Linked DNA regions of Homo sapiens: regions 2 and 3 are each linked to region 1. A link is a contact called in ENCODE POLR2A ChIA-PET data. All regions are on one chromosome and are shown on one strand. The core of a region is the stretch at or near the end of the contact, and the rest is flanking DNA. Distances in the headings are between cores, read along the strand shown.

Region 1 (4,656 bases), core at 1,022-3,521:
TTTTCAATTATCTTAAATTAAAATCAAACCAAAACAGAAGCAATATCTTTCAAGAAAGAGTTTTATAATCGTATTAACAATAACTTCTCCATGACCATAAATTAAAATTACCTTGCCGGGCGCGGTGGCTCACGCCTGTAATCCCAACACTTTGGGAGGCTGAGGCGGGCGCATCACTTGAGGCCGGGACTTTGGGACGAGCCTGGCCAACATGGTGAAACACTGTCTCTATTGAAAATACAAACATTAGCTAGGCTTGGTGGCGGGAGCCTGTAACCCCAGCTACCTGGGAGGCTGAGGCAGGAGACTTGCTTGAACCTGGGGGTGCGGAGGTTACAGTGAGCCGAGATCGCGCCACTGCACTCCAGCCTGGGCGACAGAGCGAGACTCTGTTTTTTTTTTTTTTTTAAAATTAAAATCAGCTTACTAATTTATCTCAGCATTCTCTTTGTACCTTTTTAGCAGTTTGGTCATTTGTTTACAACTTGTATTTCTTCTTGAGATAATGTTCTATTTTTCTGCAATGCTCATTTGTTAAATGGGCTCTTTTTTCCTCTGCTCTTTTCGGCGTTTGTATTTTAATAGGAAAAAAATTTATTACAAAGAATGAATCTGTAATGGTGGAATTTCAGGTTTTGAAAATAAGAATGTGCATAAAACATCTAAATTCAAGAACCTCCTACTTTGTAGATTGGGAAAGCATCACGTATCAAATGGATCTATTTCAAGGGAAGTCTGTATAACTTCCACTTACTAAAGGCTTTGTTCCAAAGGATCTCCTTTGTTACTACCTCATGTTATGTAAATAAAATCATAATCAGTTATATTGCCTCAAATAGATACTTCATTTTCAACACATGTGCAATAGAATTGCAGAGGGAGGTCGAAGATAATATCCTAGCCTGCAATTTGGGGTATTTTGAATAAATGAATAACAGCATGTATTGGGAGCGCCCCGACTCCCAATACATGCAGAATAGCAGACGTGTATTGAGCCCTTAGTTGTTTTTTTTTTAAATATAGTTCATTCACTCAACAAATATTTCTGAGAACCTGCGAATGCTTGGGACATCAGGGCACAACAAAAAGGCCAAGGATTTCTGTGTCCACATCCTGAGGTGGTAATGGGGTGAGGGACAGACTGTACAATAAAAAACCTACGATTCACTCCATGAAAATGTTGTCGTTTTTCTAGTTCAGCTGGTAAACTGGACTGTGAAGAAAGAATGCTCTAAGCACAGTGTTAAATTCACAACCAGGGCCCAATCCTAGTTTCGATTCACTCACTGACACCCTGGTTGCTAATTACAAGTCTGAAATCCATCAAGGTAGTTAACATCTCTAAACATCAAAGCAATAGCGGTTTTAGGCCCTAAGAAAGTGCAGCCCGGAGAAGTATTAATGCAAAATGTGCTACGGCTGTTATTTAAATTCTATTCAAATCGAATGTGGCTTGCCTATTTATAATCTGACTTATAATTCTGGACAACCAAGCTACGTTGGGCTGTGTTCCTCGGCTGCCACAAATCATCGTCACAGGCTGAAAGCTCAACTGCTTCGTGCTCTTTATTTTTTCATGCCTATGCCAACGTTGCCGATGTGGTAAAGCTGTCATCACGCCGCCAGAAGGGCGGCCTTCTTTGGCACGAGCAGCCTAAGAGGTTTCCGGCTGCTGCGGCTTGAGCTCCGATTTGATCAGACGCCACGAAAGGGATTTAGATCGTGGCCATTTTTCAACTAAGTGCGTCTGCCGAATTTAATAGCAAACCAAAAGCCACATTTTCTAATCTCCAGTTAGGCGTCCAAGAGGAAAAGTGGCGCTTGCTGGCTGAGGGAGCAGCGTGTCTGCAATTACAGCCACGTCTTGCCTCCTGGTCTTTTCCTCAGTGTGGGATTGTCTTTTTGTTTTTTGCCTGGTCTGAGCCGGCCCCACAGAAAGAACAGACCAGACGAGCTTACTGAGGTAAAACGCAGGGGCGGCGGTGAGGTCTAGGGGGTCTACTCAGAACGAGGCAGAGACACCAGCGAAAAGCGCCGTATGGCGAAGCTAACTCAGGCCTGACAAAACACCCACCCTACTCTACCGCCTCTCCGGCCAAGGCTGACGCTACGGGCCAGAGGGCGGAGCCGTCACATCTTCCCGCGAGACCAGCCACGCGACTTCCCAGAAGGCCGCAGGCAACATCTTAATAGCAGCCAGGAAGCCGGACCGGAGCGGAAGGGTGGGCGGGGCTTGCCCGCATATTTAGCGGCACCCGAGGCCACGCCCCAGATCGGAAGTGACGGAGACGTGCTAGCGCGTCGAAGGTAGCTCTATGGTTTTCCTCGCGTTCTTGAGTCGGGAAATGGCCGCTGTGTGGTTGCAACGGAGATAAATTCCCGGAACCGCGATTCGGCGTGTCAGGTAGGCCTCGCAATGTATTCAAGTTACTCCAGGGGCAGTGAAGACCGAGGACAGGCCATATTTTTGACTCTTTTGTGGGTGGTGTCGGGTTGGCGGCGAAAGGAGAACCAAGGAGACGTTGCGCCGTTATTTATGCGTTTTTTCGTTAGCTTCTCTCAGGTTTTCGAGGCACTACGGGCCGAAAAGGCCGGGCGGGGGCGCTGAGCAGTGCTAACGGCGGGCGCGCGCGTGTTTGCGAACCTGCCTGGAGACCCACAGCCCGCGCGGCCTCCCGTGCGCGTGCGCATATCTTCCTCTTCCACCCTTCCCCCATTTCTTCAGCCCGTACCTCTGCGCGCGCCCGACTGAACGCTCCGCGCACGCGCGCTCGTTCATTTTTCTCTCCCCCGCCTATGGCGCCGACGGCCGCTGGAGGTGCAACTTGTGTCCGCCTCTCATTGGCTGGGACTGCCACCTTTCTTCGTGGCCTGTGGGGTTTTGAGAAAATAACTGTGACCCGCAGCAAAGTGCGTTGAGTAGGTCTACCCCTTTTCGCGTGGTCTTTAAAACTGCCCTCCGGCTTCAGACCACCCGTCAGTTAATGCCTCGTTTTTGTGATGCTACTAGGTTTTAGTGCTCTGTTCTGCCTCTCGCTGCTGACCCTGGTTCTCTGGAGTTAATTTCGGTACCCGCGGCAACCTGCTGTTTTGAAGCGAGCGCGCGCTGTTGACTGGTGCTGGTTGCCTAGTTACGGTTCCCTAGCGAGAGGATTGGGTCTTAGCTGGTGGTTCTGAGCGTGGCCCTGCCCCATCCGGCTGAAAGTGCGGTTCTTCATGAGTACTAGCGAAGCCGAGTCTTTTCAAGTGATTCAGCCCATTTAGTCGTGTCAGAAATGTTGCAGCCACGATTGGTGGACAGCTGGTGTGAGAAATGGGTGGGAGTGGCGAATTGGACTTTGCCTTCATTTTAAATTCATGAGTTGGCTTGATTCGCTTTTAAGATTTATTTCTTCAGAATCAAGCTGAAGTACCAGCAGCTACTTTGCTACCTCAGACTTTTTTAAAAAGCATTTTAGAACTGGAAACAAATTAAGACTGAAGTTGAAAGCAAGTGTGGCTAACACTGACGAAAAAGATGAGCTACTTCAGACTTGTACCTCACTGCAACAGCCTCTTTTAAATTTTTTGGTGTTACAAAGCAAAACAAAATTTCTTGTTCCTCTTGTGAATTCTCATTTCAGTTCGACTTTAGTTGGAATGGTTAGGATACTGTTCAGGCAGTAAATAACCTTTACGTAGGAAAAACTGCTACAAGGCTTTTGTATTTTTGTTTGATCATGACCAATTCAGGATAGGTAATTTGATGGGAGGGAAAAAGTGGCCCCTCGGCGGGAGTTTGAGGCTGCTGTGAGCTGTGCTCGTCCCACTGCACTCCAGCGGGGGCAACAGAGCGAGACCTTGTCACTTAAAAAAGGTAGCTCATGGTAAACAACCTTGGAGCACCTTCTCTTAGTGATTTCATGTTTCAACCAGTACATTGTGGTGAATACTGAAATATCTTGTTTAATTCAGATAATTAAAATGGTGGCAAAGGAAGCTGTTTAGCCAGAGCCCTTCTTGACTTTGAGGAACAGTGGTAGTATAAGACTTGAAGACAGACGTGTAAAAAGTACTACTCACTGGTAGGCTCAGGTCTGGTTGATTGACTGATTCTTGAGACGGAATGTCGCTCTGTCGCCTAGGCAGGAGTGCAGTGGCCCAGTCTCGGCTCACTGCAGCCTCCGTCTCCGGGTCCAAGCGATTCTCCTGCCTCAGCCTCCCGAGTAGCTGGGACTACAGGCGCCCGCCACCACACCGGGCTAATTTTTGTATTTTTAGTAGAGACGGAGTTTCACAATATTGGTCTCGAACTCCTGACCTCAGGTGATCCACTCGCCTGGCCCACCCAAAGTGCTGGGATTACAGGGATGAGCCCCTGCGCCTGGCCTCGGTTGAATTTATTAAACAACTTTTGTGGGCAGCAAGCTGTACGAGGTTAACTATGTGATGAGAAGACTTAGAAATGGAGAAAAGTTTTATCAGTTCTACATAGGACTTAGTTTGGGAGTTTCTGGAAACTACGTTGGAAATCAGTAGTTGCACACTAGCTGAATTCAGCTGTGTAATTTACAGTGATTTGTTATTTACCAAATAAGTAGAAGAGGGAATTAAGAAGCTAAAATCTCTGGGTACTTGTTTGATATGAATTTGTTAATTGTTTATACTCAGGTAATA
Region 2 (4,515 bases), core at 2,016-4,515, about 10 Mb after region 1:
AATTTCTTGCATGAGTCTTCAAACAGAAACTATAGAAAGTACCATGATCATAACCACATTTCGAAAGTAACATAATAGTAAGTTTCCTCTGACTGTATTAATAAAATCCCTCAGTGTGGGCATATGGGGGGGTGTTAAGGATGCAAAACAAGGTACCAAAGTACAGCTTCTGAAGATCTGGCTAGACTTCTGGTCTAACAGCTAGTATTGGAAGGGAATAGGTTGACGTCATGGCCTTTGTTCAGCCAACCCCCCGTAAACATCATTTCTCTCAATTAAGCTTCTGATCAAATTTAGCAACAGAAAATTCATATTCTCTGGCATGTACAGAAACAAATGCATTTTGTATCACTGTTGAGGGGAGACCAGTAGACAACAATCACTCTTTATGTATTCACTATATCTGAAATTCAAGGTCATACAAATTTACTTCTGTATATTTTTTTCTGCAATCAACAATTCTGATTTTAGCACAAGTGAATTGAGTGGATCCTGTTGAATTTAAACAAACAAAAAATTATGGGCTGGGATTTTAAAAACAATAGTAAATGGCATTTAGCAAGAAAGGAATAGAGGTTTCTAAAATACAGCCTTTAGGAAGATAAAGAGAGGAAATCCAGGTCTTGGATTGCATTCTGGTGGTGCTTGTGGGGGCGGAGTGCTGGGGGATCAGGAGGTAGGACCCAAAAGTGAGTCAACCAATCCCAGAGGCACTGCGCATTTGGTTGTAGGACACACAGAAGAGAAAAATACCTCTTCAAATCTGAGATTAGAGCTTTTATTTGACTGTGATTCCAAAGCCAAAGTAATAGCAGTTAAACTGAGCAGTTAAAGGCTCAACTCCTACTTGTAAAATGAACAAATAAGTGCTTATAAGTAACAAGGTAAAGAGAGCTTACTGTAACCAAAGGGGAGGGCTTTTTTGAAAAGCTTAAAGTGTGCAAGGAAGAGCCAGGTAAATTAATTGCTCAATACCCTGGGTTACAAATTTAAGAAGTGTAAAATGTAATTATCTTTATTACAGGAGGGAATTTTGGCTTTGTTTTAATAAATCATAACAAATTAATTTTTTTCATAAGTTCCCTCCCACTGTTGGTTCCTGCAGTCTTATTAACTTTTATAGGAAAGTTTTATTTCCTTATCCATCTAGGAAGAAAATAAGTAGGTTGGAGAAGCAATAGTAATAAAGTATGGCCTACCATATTGTGTAAAAATAAGTCATTTGAGTAATATGAAGTGAAGATGGTAAAGATGCATTAAAATGTCAGAAAGAAAACCTGGGAGCATGCCCAGATAATATTGTTAAGCAGAGACTGAAAGAAGTTCACACTGACTCATGAAATTCATGTGATGGAAAAAAGATGAAATCAAAACAGAAAATGTCATAGTGTAAAAATAAAGCAAATAAAGTTTGATGCAGTTAACCTTGTTTTTCTTTTTTTTTTTCAAAATGATATAACATTTTAAAGCAGGAAGACACTGTATCTTGCAAACCCTCATTTCACAATCCCCTGGCTGTCAAATTTGGAAACTGATGTGTTTCTATACCGAGGAGAAAACAGTTTAAATTGTGTATCTATATCACACATTTTGAATCATTTAAGAATCACAGACACTTCTACATGTTTTATTTCTACTTTTGCCTGTGATAAAAGACATGATAATTAGATCAAACCTGAAAAACTCAACTCTAAAATAAGTGAATACATCACTTATTAACCAAATCATTGTTTCCTCTGGCGTAACTTACAATTTTCTTTAAAACACGACTTTTACTTTTTAAATTGTGTTTGAGAGCACAGTTGAAGTTGGCATGATTACCAGTGAGACTGGAAATTTTGCAAGCTTAGACATGAAATGAACTTAAGAGTTGGGGAGAATTACCTCATAACCTTGATGACATATTACAGAAAGATAGCATATGGTCCTAAAGATGTCAGAATTGAAATATAAATGTTAAAATAACTGAGTTTGCCTATTTATACAAAGAGGCAATTTTTGAAATTCAATTAAATTTCACCGGCTACAGAACAATTCTGTGATTCTAAATTGTGGTTTTTAGATGAAAGCTTGAAACACAGTTCATTCATTCAACAAATAACTAATGGGTACTTATTCTGCATAAGATGCAGAAGATTACAGGATTTAAAAAAAAACAGATTCAAGATTCTGTCCTATTTGAGCTTATACTGAGTCACTTCTCCAAATCTCTATACCTAAGTGACTATAAAATTGGAGCTTACAGTGATGCATTTTTCAAAACTTTAAGCCTTATTGCTGAATATAAAATAAAAAATGATAGTCTGGGAAGAGGGAATCTTGCCAAAAGCTCTGATGTATAAACTTTACACCTAGAGGAGAAAAAAAGCATTAATACATAACCAGTTTCTGAGAAATACAGAGCATAACATCGAGTTGGAAGTTAGGCTGGGCACAAGGCTGCCTCTGCTGGCTGACCCGGTACATCTTTCCAGCAGAATCTCAACTCCCGACACCTGTATCAAAGTTGCCACTCTTAAAACACATCCCTTCACGTAAGCAGAGGCTCCTAAATACTCAGCACAACAATATCCCAGCCTCATCGATCTCCAGAATAATCTGACTTCTAGAAGGACCTTCTCTAAATTGGCCCTAACGTGTTGACGGTAAGGGTTTGCCCCATCGATTTTATATACCAACTAGCTAGCTCTGAAATACACAAAAATCCACAGCGACTTCTACATGCCACTAATAACCCTTTGCCTGTCTACATGTTTTGGCTAGAAAGATGGGAAGAACGCATCTGCTAATCCAGCCGGAAAAACACAGTGACATATTTCCACCTGAGCTGCTGAAAATCCAACGGTCTTCTCCCCAAATAAGCCCCATGCCAACCTGTCCTCCCCACTCTCGTACTGGCGCGCACCCCCACGAGCCCCCCAAGGGGTGGGCGGGGAAGGGTCAATCTCTCCTTCGCCCCCGCTCGGCCTCCCGAGCTCAAGCAGAGGTTTTCAGGTTCACAGGGGGCTACGCCCAGCGCCATTAGCACACCTCCGAGCGCTCCACCGAGCCCCCGGCGGGAGGCAAGTTTGGCCGGTCCTGGACCCTGCTCGCGGCCTCTCGGCGGCAGCATCAGCGGCGGGCGGCGGCGAGGGCTGGGCCCCGCCTCACCACCTACCTACAGGGCGGGGGCGCCGGCTCCTGGGGTCCGGGAGAAGGGGATCGGTCGCATGCATTTCTGGGAGCGGTGGCCTCTGCTGCTGGGCGCCGGGGAGCGCATCCTCTCGGCGGGTGGAAGGAGGGGTCAGGGGAGGACCGTACGCCGAGGAGGAGCAAGAGGAGGAGGCGGGAGCTCCGAGGCGCGCGCCCGCGGGGCCCCGCGTCCGGATCGGGTGTGCGCAGCCGCCGCAGTCGGGGTGTCTTAGGCCTCTTCCCACGCGCGACGCCTCGCCAGCCCCGCAGCTGCGCCCCCCGTCAGGGCATGGGCCGCTACGGGGTCCCGGGCCCGGCTGAAGGCGGGCAGTCACGGGTGGCGCGACGCTGTGCAGACGCCCGCCTCTAGCTCCTCCCGGCCAGTGGCGCGCGCTGCGCCTCACAGCGGTTGCGGGGGCCTGGGAGCTCGCGCCGGGCTCTGCCGCTCGGACTGCAGTTGCGGCATCCTCCCCGCCCCCCGCGACCTCCGAGCTGGGAGGCTGGGCACCCCGGCTACCCGCGGCTGCTGCAGCCTCCGCTGCCGCGATCCCGGCGGCTCCGCCCCGGAGAGCTGCGCGTGCGGCCTCCGCAGGCCTCGGCCCTTTGTGGCGCCTCCCGAGTGCGGGCGCCTTGCTGCCCCAGCGAACCGCCGCCTGGCAGCGGCACCTAGGAGGGTCCTCTTACCTCACCCCGGGCCGCTTCCCCCTTACAGTTGGCCCGCCTGGCCCCTACTCTTCGTGGGAAGTAAGGCTTTGACAGCAGAGCAGGAGTTAGAGCTTTTCCCCAGCTTTAAAGCCCTTTGACTTTCCTTCCAGCTCAGGACCGATGGCCACAATAAATTCATCCTGTGTCCCTTCTGGCGTTGCGTTTAACAGAGGGGCCCACCATCTCCTTCCCCCTCCCGTTCCCGGTACACCATCCTGGATGCTGCCAAATTGCAGTCATTACAGCAATAAGAACATAGCAGTTGGGCCCTCCAGCCGACTCTTGGCAGAGACTCGAGAGAACCTTGGAGGGGGAAGGTTTGCATCAGCTGCGGGGCCTGTGCCTGTGAGCTCCCCATCCCCAGTTGGGTGCTGTTCCCTCTGCGGTCCCATGACCAGCACTGCAACATGACTAGGAGGATCTGGCCGTGGAGTTCATTCACTCTTATACGCAGAAAAATATCCCAAGGAAGGGCCTGCAACTACTCTGTTAACAGTGTGTTACAGGCCTTCCACACAGATAAACTAGATAGCAGCCTCCTCTGGGTTGTTGACGCAGCTTAAGCTGTAATAACCTCTCTGGAAGGCGGAGCAAAGCGTTAACAGTGGTGGCTTTGGCATTTCAGCAGCAGGTGGTCAT
Region 3 (4,734 bases), core at 2,024-4,523, about 15 Mb before region 1:
TTTTTAAATCAATGTTAAATTCCACCTTCAACCTAAGCGCGCGCACACACACACACACACACACACGAGATCTAGTACTATTAAATTTTCTGAGCTGGGCACAATGGCTCACACCTGTAATCCCAGCACTTTGGAAGGCCGAGGCGGGTGGATCACGAGGTCAGGAGATCGAGACCATCCTGGCTAACACTGCGAAACCCCGTCTCTACTAAAAAAAAAAAAATACAAAAAATTAGCCGGGTGTGGTGGCGGGCACCTGTAGTCCCAGCTACTTGGGAGGCTGAGGCATGAGAATCGCTTGAACCCAGGAGGCAGAGGTTGCAGTGAGCAGATATCGCGCCGCTGCACTCCAGCCTGGGCGACACAGCGACACCTCGTCTCAAAAAAAAATTTTTTCTGCTCATTGTCCAAGTCTCACTGGAACTATCCTCTTCGGAATACAAGCAAGTGCATATTTTCATGGTTGTGTCTCAGCAGAACACAAATCAAAACTTTCAGCAACACCAGACTCTGCAGAATATTCATGTATAACTTTTGATGAATCCACTCAGATTGCTTGCACTGTGATTTTCTTTGAAGTAAAAAGTGTTAAAACTATTTTTGAATTCCTAATTTACCAGATTCTCAAAATACCAAAATAAATTGGCACATAATTAAACAGCGATTTAACTTTTTTTTTTTTTTTCCTTTTTAGAGACTCTGTTGCCCAGACTAGGGTGCAGTGATGCGATCATGGCTCACTGCAGCCTCGAACTCCTGGGCTATATGCGATCCTGCCACCTCAGCCTCCCAAGCTGAGACTATAGACCCACACCATCACGCCTGGCTAATTCTTTTTTTCTAATACATGGGGTTTTCTTACATTGTCCTGGCCGATCTGCAACTCCTGGGCTCAAGCAATCCTTCCGAAAGTCCTGGGACTACAGGTGTGAGCCACCACGCTCAGCCTTTTTTTCCTTATTACTGTACTAGGGACATTTGTGGCTTTTCCACAATGAGACTTAGTAGAGAAATGACAGCTTCCCTTGGCCCTATCCTGAAATACACTAACTAGCTCTTCTCTGCCAGGGCTACCGTTTTCTCCCTAACCTTTGCAGATGTATGTATCCATATAAATGTTTCTATTTCAACAAACTGTAGAAAGTATACAGTCTGTACAGCTCCCCTTATAATGCTATTACCTGATGATCCTGACTACAAGTTGGAATTATCTGCATACTTGGCAAAATTCAAGTGTGGCTGCCTATGCCTCGAGAGAATGAGCAGCAAACCAGCCCAGTCCTAAATTCGAATAGCAGCTCTTAAAGAGAATAGGATGCTCTTGATAGGCTTTCTTTAGGACTGATATTCAATTTCTGGGCTTACCCCTGGGTTTATTTCTACAAGCCTATATAGAGTGTAACGCTAGAAAATATTCAGTGATGTTAAAAATAAGCATAGTTACTTTGACTCAAGACCAATTACTCTACACACACAGGCAAATTTCTGCCCAATGGTCTCAAGTTTAGCATTAGTTTTGCCCACTTTTTCTTTTATTCTTAAGTCAGTTTCACTCTTCACATGAGCACTCCACCAACACCATAAGGTTGAAAATTTTCAGAATGGAATTCCAAAAGAATTAAGAACCTACAGATCTCTAATTACAATTCTCTACAAAACAATCAACATCATTTTAGTTCCCTAGTAAGATGAGACAGACCTCAATACTCAAGCCAATCCAAGGAACCAGGCACCAGTCTGAAGGCCAACTTTGATATTCCAGTGACAGCGGTGCAGTAGAATACTTAGATCAGGGTCAGAATTTGGTTTTGGAGGCAGACATTTACCCACTAAAGTCATTTATCTAGCTGATCAAAAAACAGGAAAGTTCAAAGCGAGTATACACTGAATCTATTATCCATTTGAGAGCCACTGAAGCTACACAGCTGCTTATTTTGTCTTCAAAGAAGGAATTAGTCATCAGTACCTGCAGGTATAACTGGATTTCTAAATCAAACTCAGATTTTTAGGAGGGACACTTCTATGTATTAAATTGTCTTAAGATGGTAAGCTTGCCTTAAATGATTTGTAAACTATGTGCCAGGCATTGTGCTAGTGGTCAGACTGTGTAAACCAAAATGGGTTAGACATCACAACCAAGTTAGCATGCCTTGAAACCAGAGTATCCTAGAAACTGCTGCCTCCACTTCCTTAGGAATAAAGCCATATCCTTTCTAAATCTCAAAAAATCCTAGATGTGTAAAGAAATCATTAAATTCTAGTCCTCAAAGGACTGTATTTCCCCAAAAAAGACACGGATTCTAGAAAAATGGCAACAACCAAAAAGTAAACTTTAAAATGTTAAAAATGACCATCAGGAAATTCTAACTTCCCTGCCATGTTTCCGTGTTTCAGGATCTCCCCGTTAAAAGATTTTCCACACCTCTAAATCTAACAGAATAGCCAACTCTGGAATCCATACCTCAAAGACCAAAACCTAACAGGAGAATAAACTGTTCTCTTAACAAACATGCGTTGCAGACTTTCATTTTTGGGGGGGCCAAAACTTCAAAAACGAAAATCGTTGCTGAAATAACCATGAAATTCAACCCTAACAGAAACATCTTACGCCGCTCAACTCATCTGCAAGGTAAAGGAAGCACCTCTGCCTCTGTGCACGCTACAGGAATCTGTACTTCAGCATGACTTTCAGTTACCATTGGTGACACAAAGATACTGCTGGTTTACAGTATCTCCCCGGTTCTAAAGGCCACTCCATTTCAAGTCTTAAAGATTAAAACAAACACGAAAAGTCAAGGGACAAGGGTAAAGGCCAAGAGATCTCAAGCAGAAGCCGGCAGAAGGATACGAGCAGTGGCTCTCCATCTCTACCCCGAGCATCTCAAGGACTTGTGCTACCTAAACACTTTATGTAAACAAGGGGCTTGTGACTCAGGCCTCCAGCCCCAATAGGTGGAGAGAAGTTTCCTCGCCTCGGCTGCACATGGTCTGCAGAAGTTTGGCTGGAGCAGAGCGCGGAGCCTGGGTGGGAGCGGCAGTGGAGTGCTGCAGGCGGCGGCGGCGGCGGCAGAGCAGCAGGAGGCGGAGGCGGGCGGGGGGAGGGGAGCGGCTGGGGGGGGGGCGGAGGGGGCTCTTGCCGCCACTGCTCTCTCGCCGCCTCTCCCCCCCGGCGGGAGCCGCTCGCAGCCTCTTTGCACTAGTCTCTCCGCTCTCTCGGTCATGTGACCTTAACGTAACCGGACAGGAAAAGCCCCGCCGCCGCCGCCGCCGCCGCGCCGGAGACACCGACCGCGGCGGCAGCAGCAGCAGCAGCAGCGAGAGGCAGAGGCGGCGGCGGCGGGGAGGACAGCACGGCCGAGGCTGCCCAGAGGCGCCTCCTCCACACCCCCCGCCGCAGCAGCACCGGCGACAGGTAAGCGCGCACCGCCTCCGCCTCCCGGGGCCGGTGCCCACGTGCCACCCCCAGCCCAGGGTCCGGGAAGGCGGTGGGGGGGCGGGGGCCACCGGAGCTCGCAAACGGTTCCGGCAGAGGCGGTGGCAACAAAGACGACGAATGACCCTCGTACCAGGGCTACGGGTGCAGGCAGGCGGAAGGCCCGGGCCACTCGGGGACCCGGTTCTGGGAAGCGAGGGCAGGGGCGCCTCGCGGGGGCGGCGGCGGCTGCGCCTGGCGCCGGGGCTCTGGCCGCTTGACAAAACCATCCCCCGGAGCCAGGCGGCGGCGAGTCGGCGGCGCCTCCATCCGGGGTTTTGTGGGAGGGGGAGGGGACGGAAGCCGAGAGGGCGGGCGGCGGATCGGAGGGAGGGTGGGAGGGAGGAAGGGGAGGGGGGCGATTCGCGTTCGGTTCCCCGTGGCCGGTCCCTCCCTTCCCGCCGCCACCGCGAAGTGCGCCCTGGGCGGCGGCGGCCGGTGAGCGTCCCGCGCTGGAGCCCTCAGAGGCGGGCCCGTCAGGTGCGTAATCCTTCCGACGCCTCGCCGCCGCCTCCTGCTGCTGCCGCCGCTGCTGCTTCGGCGGCAAGGCCGCGAGCTGCGGAAGTGGGTTTGGGGGAGGGGAGGGAGGAGGGAGGGGGAGGGGAGGGATCCGGTCCGACCGGAGCAGGCCCGGCCTCTCTGGCGCTTCTCCCAGCTGCAGCGGCTCCTACAGCTGCTGCCGCTACTGCTGCGGCTCCGCCTCCCGCTCGCGGGCGGGGGCGCGCACGCGCGCTTCCGGCCTCCTCGGGTCTCGCGCTGTCTCCGGCTCTCGCGCGCGCTCATCCCTCTCCCTCTCTCCCTGTCTGGGCCACCCCCGCCCCCGGCGCCGGGGCTGTTGCGCCGGCCGGGGCGTTGCGCACGGCGTAGGCGTCGGCATTGTGTTAAACTCCGCGGGACTTGGGGCGAGCGCGCGCGCGCACGCGGGACTGAGGGAAGCGGCGAGCGTGCAACGCGGCCGGAGTGCGTCGCCCCTCCCTCCCCCTCAGCCCCTCGGGGACGGGGACAGGGAGGGGGCGGGGCCGGCGAGACCGGAGGGGGCCAGAGGGCCCCGGCGCCGCGCCCCCGGCCCCGCCCCGGGGCGGGTGGGACGAGGTGGCTGTTGCGGCGCGCTCAGGCGGGCGGGGGACGCGTCGGCCTCTGTGGCGCCGCCCTTGTCGCCTGCTCGCTGAGGCTGCAGGCCGGGCCCCAGTCCCGGGTACGGAGCGTGTTGAGCCGGCGGCCTCCAGCTTCCGCCCGACGCGCCATCTGCGCCTGCGATACAG

The links. ChIA-PET counts read pairs that join two places held with the same protein, here RNA polymerase II (POLR2A).
Region 2: POLR2A ChIA-PET joins it to region 1 with 13 read pairs in CD4-positive, alpha-beta T cell. The contact joins the promoter of NCOA7 here to the promoter of BCLAF1 in region 1. POLR2A ChIA-PET finds 5 or more read pairs at or near these places in 5 of 52 experiments (CD4-positive, alpha-beta T cell, CD8-positive, alpha-beta T cell, CD8-positive, alpha-beta memory T cell and 2 more).
Region 3: POLR2A ChIA-PET joins it to region 1 with 14 read pairs in CD4-positive, alpha-beta T cell. The contact joins the promoter of ZBTB2 here to the promoter of BCLAF1 in region 1. POLR2A ChIA-PET finds 5 or more read pairs at or near these places in 6 of 52 experiments (CD4-positive, alpha-beta T cell, CD4-positive, alpha-beta memory T cell, CD8-positive, alpha-beta T cell and 3 more).

What each region holds. Positions count from the first base shown.
Region 1 is chr6:136,287,461-136,292,116 of GRCh38, reverse strand. It overlaps BCLAF1 (BCL2 associated transcription factor 1), which reads left to right and starts at 2,271. Exons shown (of 13, transcript NM_014739.3): 1 at 2,271-2,404. LOC124901408 (a long non-coding RNA gene) reads right to left here and starts at 2,103. Exons shown (of 4, transcript XR_007059784.1): 1 at 1,960-2,103. RefSeq lists enhancers at 1,576-1,695, 2,016-2,235, 1,600-2,799, 2,746-2,865, 2,284-2,880 and 2 more.
Region 2 is chr6:125,789,710-125,794,224 of GRCh38, reverse strand. It overlaps NCOA7 (nuclear receptor coactivator 7), which reads right to left and starts at 3,265. Exons shown (of 16, transcript NM_181782.5): 1 at 3,158-3,265. RefSeq lists enhancers at 2,683-2,782, 2,978-3,478, 3,479-3,979 and silencers at 3,003-3,842, 4,433-4,515.
Region 3 is chr6:151,390,098-151,394,831 of GRCh38, reverse strand. It overlaps ZBTB2 (zinc finger and BTB domain containing 2), which reads left to right and starts at 3,273. Exons shown (of 3, transcript NM_020861.3): 1 at 3,273-3,412. It overlaps LOC124901232 (translation initiation factor IF-2-like), which reads right to left. Exons shown (of 3, transcript XM_047419613.1): 2 at 4,360-4,734; 3 at 1-4,127. The coding sequence ends at 3,228. RefSeq lists an enhancer at 2,388-3,260 and silencers at 3,242-3,301, 3,312-3,701, 3,782-4,711.